2 separate regions of the Homo sapiens genome follow, and region 2 is linked to region 1. A link is a contact called in ENCODE Hi-C or POLR2A ChIA-PET data. All regions are on one chromosome and are shown on one strand. The core of a region is the stretch at or near the end of the contact, and the rest is flanking DNA. Distances in the headings are between cores, read along the strand shown.

What was found. Hi-C counts contacts between places; a loop is a spot of excess contacts on that map. ChIA-PET counts read pairs that join two places held with the same protein, here RNA polymerase II (POLR2A). Pooled maps may share reads with other maps.
Region 2: a loop to region 1 is called in a map with no recorded cell type, with 5 times the contacts of the local background. The contact joins the enhancer-like site here to the promoter of MAVS in region 1. A Hi-C loop is called at or near these places in 3 of 168 maps with a recorded cell type or tissue (CD14-positive monocyte, CD8-positive, alpha-beta T cell and HCT116), 3 of 37 single-sample maps with no recorded cell type and 6 of 50 pooled maps. POLR2A ChIA-PET finds 5 or more read pairs at or near these places in 17 of 52 experiments (A549, CD4-positive, alpha-beta memory T cell, CD8-positive, alpha-beta T cell and 13 more).

What each region holds. Positions count from the first base shown.
Region 1 is chr20:3,843,767-3,848,692 of GRCh38, forward strand. It overlaps MAVS (mitochondrial antiviral signaling protein), which reads left to right and starts at 3,068. Exons shown (of 7, transcript NM_020746.5): 1 at 3,068-3,137. RefSeq lists an enhancer at 984-1,123 and silencers at 2,485-2,534, 2,965-3,344.
Region 2 is chr20:3,904,237-3,908,885 of GRCh38, forward strand. It overlaps PANK2 (pantothenate kinase 2), which reads left to right. Exons shown (of 7, transcript NM_001386393.1): 2 at 3,690-4,042. Among named protein-coding and RNA genes, the nearest start is that of MIR103A2, 11 kb to the right of the region's middle. RefSeq lists enhancers at 1,280-1,780, 2,502-2,581. Within about 2 kb of position 3,400, at least 9 of the 41 ENCODE cell types and tissues checked have a DNase peak (open chromatin) inside an H3K27ac peak, as active enhancers do; they include CD8-positive, alpha-beta T cell and OCI-LY7, where a contact is called at or near this core.

The DNA.
Region 1 (4,926 bases), core at 1,818-4,317:
GCAGCTCCAAGGCCCTCACTGGGGGCAGCCTAGAGCATAGATCACTCTCTGGACTTGCTCTTCTCCTAATAAATGGACAGTGATCAATGAATTACACCCATGAAATAGGGTGGGATGCAATAAGAAATAAAAGATAATATAAATAGCCAGATAGGGTCAAAAGATGATTTATTTTACTTTATATTTTTGAAATAATTTCAGATTTACAACATAGTTGCAAAAATAATGCAAATGTTTACATCTTACATAACCCAGTACAATGATCCTAACACTGACAGATTGTTGTTGTTGTTGTTAATTTGAGACAGAGTTTCACTGTTGTTGCCCAAGCTGGAGTGCAATGGTGCGATCTCGGCTCACTGCCGCCTCTGCCTCCCGGGTTCAAGCGATTCTCCTACCTCAGCCTCCTGAGTAGCTGGGATTGCAGGTGCCCACCACCATGCCTGGCTGATTTTTGTATTTTTAGTAGAGACAGGGTTTCACCATGTTGTCCAGGCTGGTTTCAAACTCCTGACCTCAGGTGATCCACCCACCTCGGCGTCCCAAAGTGCTGGAATTAGAGGCGTGAGCCACCATGCCCAGCTAGATTATTGTTAACTGATCCAAAAGCCTTATTTGGATTTCACCTGAAGTCCTTTTTCTGTTTCAGGATCCAACCCAGGTTCCCATATTGCATTCAGTTGTCATGTCACTTTGGTGTCCTTTTCTCTGGAGCAGTCTCTCAGTCTCCTTGTTTTTCCTGACCTTGAAATTTTTGAAGAGTTATTCTGCAGAGCAGTGCTATCCAATAGAACTTTCAGTGATGATAGAAATGCTCTGTTTGGGCCTGACGCTGTGGCTCACACCTGTAATCCCAGAACTTTGGGAGGCTGAGGCAGGCAGATCACCTGAGGTCGGGAGTTTGAGACCAACCTGGCCAAGGTGGAGAAACCCCGTGTCTACTAAAAATGCAAAATTAGCTGGGCATGGTGGTGCATGCCTATAATCCCAGCTACTCGGGAGGCTGAGGCAGGAGAATCGCTTGAACCTGGGAGGCAGAGGTTGTGGTGAGCCGAGATCACGCCATTGTACTCCAACCTCAACAACAAGAGTGAAACTCTGTCTCAAAACAAAACAAACAAAAAAAATAGAAATGCTCTGTGTCACCGAGTATGAAGCCATTAGCTACATGAAAATAGCATTTGAAATGTGGCTCATGGGCCAGGTGCAGTGGCTCACGCCTGTAATCCCAGCACTTTGGGAGGCCAAGGTGGGTGGATCACTTGAGGTCAGGAGTTTGAGACCTGCCTGGCCCATATGGTGAAACCTCGTCTCTACTAAAAATACAAAAATTGGCCGGGCGTGGTGACATGCGCCTGTAGTCCCAGCTACTCGTGAGGCTGAGGCAGGAGAATCACTTGAACCCGGGAGGCGGAGGTTGCAGTGAGCCGAGATTGGGCCACTGCACTCCAGCCTGGGTGAAAGAGTGAGATTCTGTTTCAAAAAAAAAAAAAAAAAAAAAAAAGAGAAATGTGGCTCGTGGGTCTCAGGAACTGGCTTCTAAGTATTATTTAATTTTAATTAAAATAGCTACATGTGGCTAGTAGCCATTGTATTGGATAGGACAGCTGTCAAATGTCTCTCGTTTTGGGTTTGCTTACTGTTTCCCTATGATTAGTTTCAGATCATGAGCTTTTGATAGGAATACCATAAGCATGTTGTTGTGTTCTTCTTTGTCTAAATCTTTATAAAAGCTGTTGATAGGTGGCAGGGAACCACCTAGTCAGGCAGTGGGATTGTTTGAATGCTCTTTGAGGTCCAGCAAAGACAGGAGTGATAGCTGCACTTGGAAGCCCGCTCCTACACTTTCAATGTTCTTCCTGAAAGAATTAGATATGAAGCTGCTAGAGCTGCTCCGGTGGGGAGCAGGCAGGATTGATTCTTGAACTAATCAACATTTATGCCCTCTTGGCTAAACTAGGCAGAGCTGGTTTTATTACAGTTCAGGTGTGATTAAGCATACTTTGTAAATGCTGAAGGTTGTGAAATATTCACAGGGATATAAAGTACAGTAATAAAACCTCACTTGAGGCTGGGCGTAGTGGCTCACGCCTGTAATCCCAGCACTTTGGGAGGCCGAGGTGGGAGGATCACCTGAGGTCAGGAGTTTGAGACCAGCCTGGCCAACATGGTGAAACTCCGTCTCTACTAAAAATACAAAAATTAGCCGGGCGCAGTGGCATGTGCCTGTAATCTCAGCTACTTGGGAGGCTGAGGCAGGAGAATTGCTTGAACCCAGGAGGTGGAGGTTGCAGTGAGCCGAGATCGCGCCATTGTACTCCAGCCTGGGCGACAGAGCATGACTCTGTCTCAAAAAAAAAAAAAAAAAAAAAGAATAGAAGACCCTGTGCCTGGAAGATCGTAGGTGCTCAGTAAGTGCTGGCCTCTGCCCCAGAAGGGGAAGGGCGAGGCAGATGGCAGGAACTGCGGGAGGTACCTGTCCCAGGCCCTTGGGCGTAAGAGGCCTCTCCCACGCAGCACCCAACCCATACCCAGCCTGCCCGCCAGCCAACCTTGGCGTCCCTGCCTTGCGCCTACCTACCCAGCAGTCCCCCGCCCGCTCCCACTCCCACAGGCCCAGCGTGCACGTCTCCAGGATAGGCATCCTTGCCCCTGTGACTTCAGCGGCACCCAACGTTTATTGGGCACTAACTGTATGCCAGGCCATGGGGGTGCCGGAGAGAACGACACGAAGACCCTCACCCCTCAAAGTTCCCAGGGGGAGGAGGGGCTGCTTCACTTGGGAAGCGTGGGGATGGAATTCTCAGCCCCCCGATGACTCCGAGGCCGGCCACCTGCCTGGTTTCTGGCCGGACACCGGACTTCCCCTGGAAGTTGCTCGAGACTGCGCGCCCCCAGCAAAAAATCAGGTCGGTTCTCCGAGCCCAGTCTAGCGCTTCCCGACCCGCAAACCAAGGCCCAGTGACCGTCCCCGCTGCGCAGCCGCCTGCGTCGCCAGCCAACCACGCGCGGCCGAGTAGCCCCGCCCCTCCACATGGCCAATGGCCGCGCGCTCTGCCCGCCCCGCCTCCTCGCTGCGGGAAGGGTCCTGGGCCCCGGGCGGCGGTCGCCAGGTCTCAGGGCCGGGGGTACCCGAGGTAAGATCGCTTCCCGGGCGTTGGGTCCTTTCGGCTCAGCACGCACGGACGCCTTTAGGGAAGGTGGCTGCAGCGGCAGGACGGAGTCCGCCGGGACGCCCTGGGTCTGGGGTGCGCGGGGGGCCCAGGAGGGGACAGGACGCGCGGGGATCCGGAAGAGCGGGCCCTGTCGCAAGAGTTTCGGGAACACTGAGGGCTCCAGGCGCCGCATCCAGCATCCGGGGAAAAGGGGGTAGGTGGCGCTGGGCGTCTGCTCAGGCTGGGGGAAAGGTAGGGCCAGAAGGGGACGGGCAGCGGCCGCTGACCTCCTCCTGCCGCCCGCGGGCCCAGGGTGACGCTAAGGTGGGGCCGAGCCTCGACCGGGTGCGCCTAGAGGTCGAGTGCTGCCGCCCTCCGCTGGGTCTGGACAGTTCTCGGCGGCGACACCAGCTCAAAACGGCCTCCCCGCCCTCCGCGGACCTGGGTCGCGCCCAGGAATCCGATCCAAGGCTGTGAGGCCTGTCCCTTTGGGAAGGGTGGGTGTTTATTTCCGGGATGCACTCAGAGCCTCTGGACAGTCAGGTCGGAAACTTTGCTGTATTGGGAACACTCTGTCACCTACTTCCTTCTCAGTTGGGAAGGAAGTGCCAAGAAAACATGAAACAAACCAAAAACACGAAAAAGGGATTCTCTGTATGGAAGCCGTGAAGCCTCAAAAATATCTAGGAGGACAGCCAGCGACCTGGGACCTGTGGCAGCCATGTGAAAGCAGGGTTAATGTCTGGACTAAATGTTGCTTCCACCTAAGTGCACCCTCAGCCTCCCTCCCGCCAAGTGACCTTGGGTCCTCTTTGGGCTTGAAGGCAGGTGGCTGTGTGGGTCTCGCTGCAGGGGTCTCTGTGCCCTGCAAGGTGTATGACCAGTTGCAGTGAGGCAGCAGGTTTTGGGTTCAAATCCTGTGCTAGCCTCTGGCCAGCTGTGCACCTTGGCAACACTTTCCCTGTCACGGGATTGGGGAAGGATTAACTGAAAGAACCTTAGGATGTGCCTGTCTACAATGGGCCCTCCATAAATGTGAACAAATGTGGGCTTCCTTTCCTTTTGTTTGGGCCACATCATCCCTTCCCCTCCATCTGTGGCTGAAGCTGGAATGCAGAAGAGTGCCTCATCTGACTGCCTTCTGGTACCTGGCTGATGCCATGAGAAAGGAAGGAGAAAGGGGTCTTTTTTTTTTTGAAATGGAGTCTCACTCTCTTGCCCAGGCTGGAGCGCAGTGGTCCAATCTTGGCTCACTGCAACCTCTGCCTCCTGGGTCTAGAGATTCTCCTGCCTCAGCCTCCTGAGTAGCTGGGACTACAGGTGTGTGCCACCATGCCTGGCTAATTTTTGCATTTTTAGTAGAGACGGGGTTTCACCATGTTGGCCAGGCTGGTCTCAAACTCCTGACCTCAAGTGATCTGCCTGCCTCGGCCTCCCAAAGTGCTGGGATTCCAGGCGTGAGCCACCGCGCCCGGCCGAGAAAGGGATCTATTAACTCCCATAGAGTTGTTCTTTGCTAATTTCTTGAAGGCTCAGAGGACCCCCGCCTCACCTTCCTGATTCTCCTGACCTGTCATTAGTACTTGCCCCACGAGGAATGTAGCAGGGCCTGCTGGCTGGCAAAGCAACTCATGCATGTGAGGCTCTGAGGCCAGTGACAGGACTGCTTCCCCTGTGAGGAAGGTCTGGTGGCCCAACAGCTTTTAGGTGCTGTCTGCTCTACAGCACTGCCTCCTGAGAGAGGTCTCATGCCTGCCTGATGCCCACTTGG
Region 2 (4,649 bases), core at 2,150-4,649, 61 kb after region 1:
GCATTCTTTCCCACAATTAGGAAATTAACATGGACAAACTGTATTTAAATTTTGCCAATTTTGGCTGGGCATGATGACTCAGGCCTGTAATCCCAGCACTTTGGGAGGCCAAAGTGGGAGGATTGCTGGAGGCCAGGAGTTGGAGACCAGCCTGGACAACACAGTGAGACCTTGTCTCTCCAAAATAGCTGGCATGGTTGTGTTCCTGTAGTCGTAGTTACTTGGGATGATGAGGCAGGAGGATTGCTTGAGCCCAGGAGTTCAAGGTTACAGTCAGTTGTGATTGAGTTGTGATTGCACTCCAGCCTGGGAAACAGAGCAACACGCTGTCTCTAAAAATAAAAATAAAAGGTGAAAAATAAATAGAAACAGTTTTGCATGGATTCTTTTGTACGTTGTTTATTTAGTTGTATATAATTTTATCGTGTTAATTTTTGCAGCCACACACATCTGGCAATCGTTTTTTAATTTTTGATTTTTCTCTATGGTAGCTTTTTTTATGGATGAGTTATGATTTTACCTCTGAGAATATTTTTGATTCTGTTTATTCCTGCAACTCTTTCTTCAGATATTTAGTTTCTCATTTTTGTAGTGTTTATTTCCCTTGTAGTTTTTCTAGTTTGTAAAAGTGATAATCTCTGGTTTGAGAATTCCTGTTCTTCTGCCAGTGGATTCAGTGTCTGTTTACCAGTTGGTCAGGATTGATTTTAGGGGAGGTATGAGATACGTGGCAAAATATGGGGTAAAATGTCTCCTTATTTCTTCTGGGTAATAGCAGCCACCTGAGTGCCATCCTGATTCTGGGGCTCCAGTGCCTGTTTCCAGTGAAGACTTTGCTTCTGTCAGTGTTGGGGATAGAACATGGTTATTGGTAGAGGGAGTGGCCTGTCCACTTGTGCCAAACACATTTCCCCACCATCGCTTGTGACTGCACCACTGCACCAGACCTGCTTTTGTTTCCCCATGGTAGCCGCCCTGAACCTACGGCTTGGATAGAATACCCCTACGTTCTCTCTCTCACCTTCATAGCTGATCCCAGTTTTAATAGCATTCCTCTTTTGAGGCTTATGCATGGTTATTGCCTCTGTAAACCTAGTTCTGCTGCTGCTATCTCTTTTTTTTTTTTTTTTTTGAGACGGAGTCTCGCTCTGTCACCTAGGCTGGAGTGCAGTGGCATGATCTCCGCTCACTGCTCCGCCTCCCGGGTTCATGCCATTCTCCTGCCTCAGCCTGCTGAGTAGCTGGGACTACAGGCGCCCGCCACCACGCCCGGCTAATTTTTTTGTATTTTTAGTAGAGATGGGGTTTCACCTTGTTAGCCAGGATGGTCTCGATCTCCTGACCTCATGATCCTCCCGCCTCGGCCTCCCAAAGTGCTGGGATTACAGGCGTGAGCCACCACACCCGGCCTGCTATCTCTTCTTGTTTCCCAGAATTATTTTAGAAAATAATATATCAAATATATCAATAAACCCACACCCTTTTTTTTTTTTTTTTGAGGTGGAGTTTTGCTCTGTCACCCAGGCTGTAGTGCAGTAGTGCTGTCTTGGCTCACTGAAACCTCCACCTCCCGGGTTCAAGCAATTCTCCTGCCTCAGCCTCCTGAGTAGCTATGATTACAGGTGCCCGCCACCACGCCCGGCTAATTTTGTATTTTTAGTAGAGATGGGGGTTTCACCATGTTGGCCAGGCTGGTCTTGAACTCCTGACCTCAGGTGATCTGCCCTCCTCATCCTCCCAAAGTGCTGGGATTACAGGTGTGAGCCACCGTGCCCGGCCTAAACCCACATCTTTAGTAATTTCTACGATTTAGATTGGGAGGGGAAGCATGTACAGATGCTTTTTGACTTACGATGTTTATGCTACATTCCATAAACCCATCAGAAGTTCAAAATACTGTAAATCAGGCTGGGCGCAGTGGTTCACACTTGTAATCCCAGCACTTTGGGAGGCTGACCTGGGTGGACTGCTTGAGCCCAGGAGTTCAAGACCAGCCTGGCAACATGGGGAAACCCTGTTTCTACAAAAAATACAAAAATTAGGTGGGTGTGGTGGCATGCACCTTTAGTCCCAGCTGCTCAGGAGGCTGAGATAGGAGGATTACTTGAGCCCAGGAGGCAGAGGTTGCAGTGAGCTGAGATTGTGGCGTTGCATTCTAGCCTGGGTGACAGTGAGACCTTACCTCAAAAAAGAGAAAAAGAAAATACTGTAAGTCAAAATGCATTTAATATACCCAGCCTATTGAACATCATAGCTTAGCCAAACCTACCTTAAATGTGCTTAGAACCCTTATATTAGCCTACAGTTGGGCAAAATCTTCTAGCATAAAGCTAGATGATTTAATAATGAATAATATAAAAGATAATTATTTTACAATAAAATGTCGAATATCTTGTAATTTATTGAATACTGTACTAAAAATAAAAAAAACAATAAATACTTGAAGTAGAGTTTCTACTGAATGCTTATTGCACCATTGTAAATTTGAAAAATCATTACTTTGAGCCCTCATTAAATTGGGACCTTCCATATGTCTGTGCAGTCCACTTTGATCCAATCTCTTCAGGCCTTTTTTTTCTTTGAGACGGAGTGTCACTCTGTCGCCAGGCTAGAGTGCAGTGGTGCGATCTTGGCTCACTGCAGCTTCTGCCTCATGGGTTCAAGCGATTCTCCTGCCTCAGCCTCCGGAGTAGCTGGGACTACAAGCGCACGCCACCACAGCCAGCTGATTTCTGTATTTTTAGTAGAGATAGTTTCACCATGTTGGCCAGGATGATCTTGGTCTCTTGACCTTGTGATTCACCTGCCTTAGCCTCCCCAAGTGTTGGGATTACAGGCGTGAGCCACCGTGCCCAGCCCTGCCTTTTTTTTTTTTTTTTTTTTTTGAGACAGAGCCTCACTCTGTCGCCCAGGCTGGAGTGCAGTGGTGTGATCTCAGCTCACTGCAGTCTCCACCTCCCAGGTTGAAGCAGTTCTGGTTTAGATTTCCTGAGTAGCTGGTACTACAGGTGCACGTCACCATGCCTGGCTAATTTTTGTTTTAGTAGAGATGGGGTTTTACCATATTGGTCAGGCTGGTCTCAAACTTCTGACCTCAGGTGATCCACCCACCTTGGCCTCCCAAAGTGTTGAAATTACAGGTGTGAGCCACTGCGCTTGGCCTAAAGGACATTTTGGGAACCGGTGTTAATGTCTATTGAAACCTTTTATTTTTGGAATATCAGATTTTGAAAGATAAATTGACCATTGGAGGTTATATGTTACATAGGTTTGGGAATTTCCTGTTTCTAGTTTGCTGCTAAACCAGAACTCTGAAGTCTCAATGTTTTTTTTTAAGCCGATAGGAAAGAGAGATTTTCATTCTGAATCTTTGTTTTTCACAGTTGAGGCTTACGAGTAGTCATCTTGTTATTTTTAAAACACTTCATAGTGCGGTTTGCGCTTGTCTGACAGAATGGTTGGGTTGGCTCAATACTTTGATATTTTTCTTTTTCGTCTTTGCCGTAGTATTTTTTTTTTAAGTTATGCATCTAAATCAAGACAGAATCACATTTCTTTGCCCCAAAACCCTTTTGCCTAGAATTATGTTCTTTGGAAACCCTAGCGTTTGAAATAAGTTGCTACTGTGGTAAGGGTAAATTTAATTTTCAGAAAAAAGCTGTTCTGACTTATTTTTCTTCCCCATTTAGTTTTTCCATGGTTTGGACTGGATATCGGTGGAACTCTGGTCAAGCTGGTATATTTTGAACCCAAAGACATCACTGCTGAAGAAGAAGAGGAAGAAGTGGAAAGTCTTAAAAGCATTCGGAAGTACCTGACCTCCAATGTGGCTTATGGGTCTACAGGCATTCGGGACGTGCACCTCGAGCTGAAGGACCTGACTCTGTGTGGACGCAAAGGCAATCTGCACTTTATACGCTTTCCCACTCATGACATGCCTGCTTTTATTCAAATGGGCAGAGATAAAAACTTCTCGAGTCTCCACACTGTCTTTTGTGCCACTGGAGGTGGAGCGTACAAATTTGAGCAGGATTTTCTCACAGTATGCATTTTTTAGCTTATATACAATTTATGGTAATTTGATTGTTAAAAATAATGCCAGTAGCAAGTGGTGAAATAATTTCCATCTCTAATGGAACTTGAATTTTCTTGAGTCAAATGAAGATTAAAGGTACGCTAGTGATAGGAGTTGGCCATCTAGAGGTGGTTGTCTAGTTCAGATGTATGGACGACAATCAGAACCACTAAAAGGGTAGCATTTTATTGCTCCTTTAGTATGAAAAATTAGGGCATCTGCTATACGTTGAGGAAGAAACTACCTAAAAGGAACATCATTAGATCATGAACAATGAGATTGAAATATAATTAAAATCATTTCATGTCATAAAATTGTTTTCAGTCTTGTCTACCACATAATTTCTCTTGTCTCCCTCAGTTGTTTGCTGGCATGTTCACTAACTGAAAAAAATAAGGAACTCTGGTCAAAAGTGGTGTTTTCAGGCTCAGGGCTGGTCTGAGATGGGTGACTGCAGAGCCCTCCTCTCCCAGAATGCTTTCTGATGTGTTCTGTGCTGCACACTTAACTGGAGTCTCGCCACCATGTCTGGCCCCTGGGGAATGCTGCCAGGCGCTCTATCTTGCTTTCATTG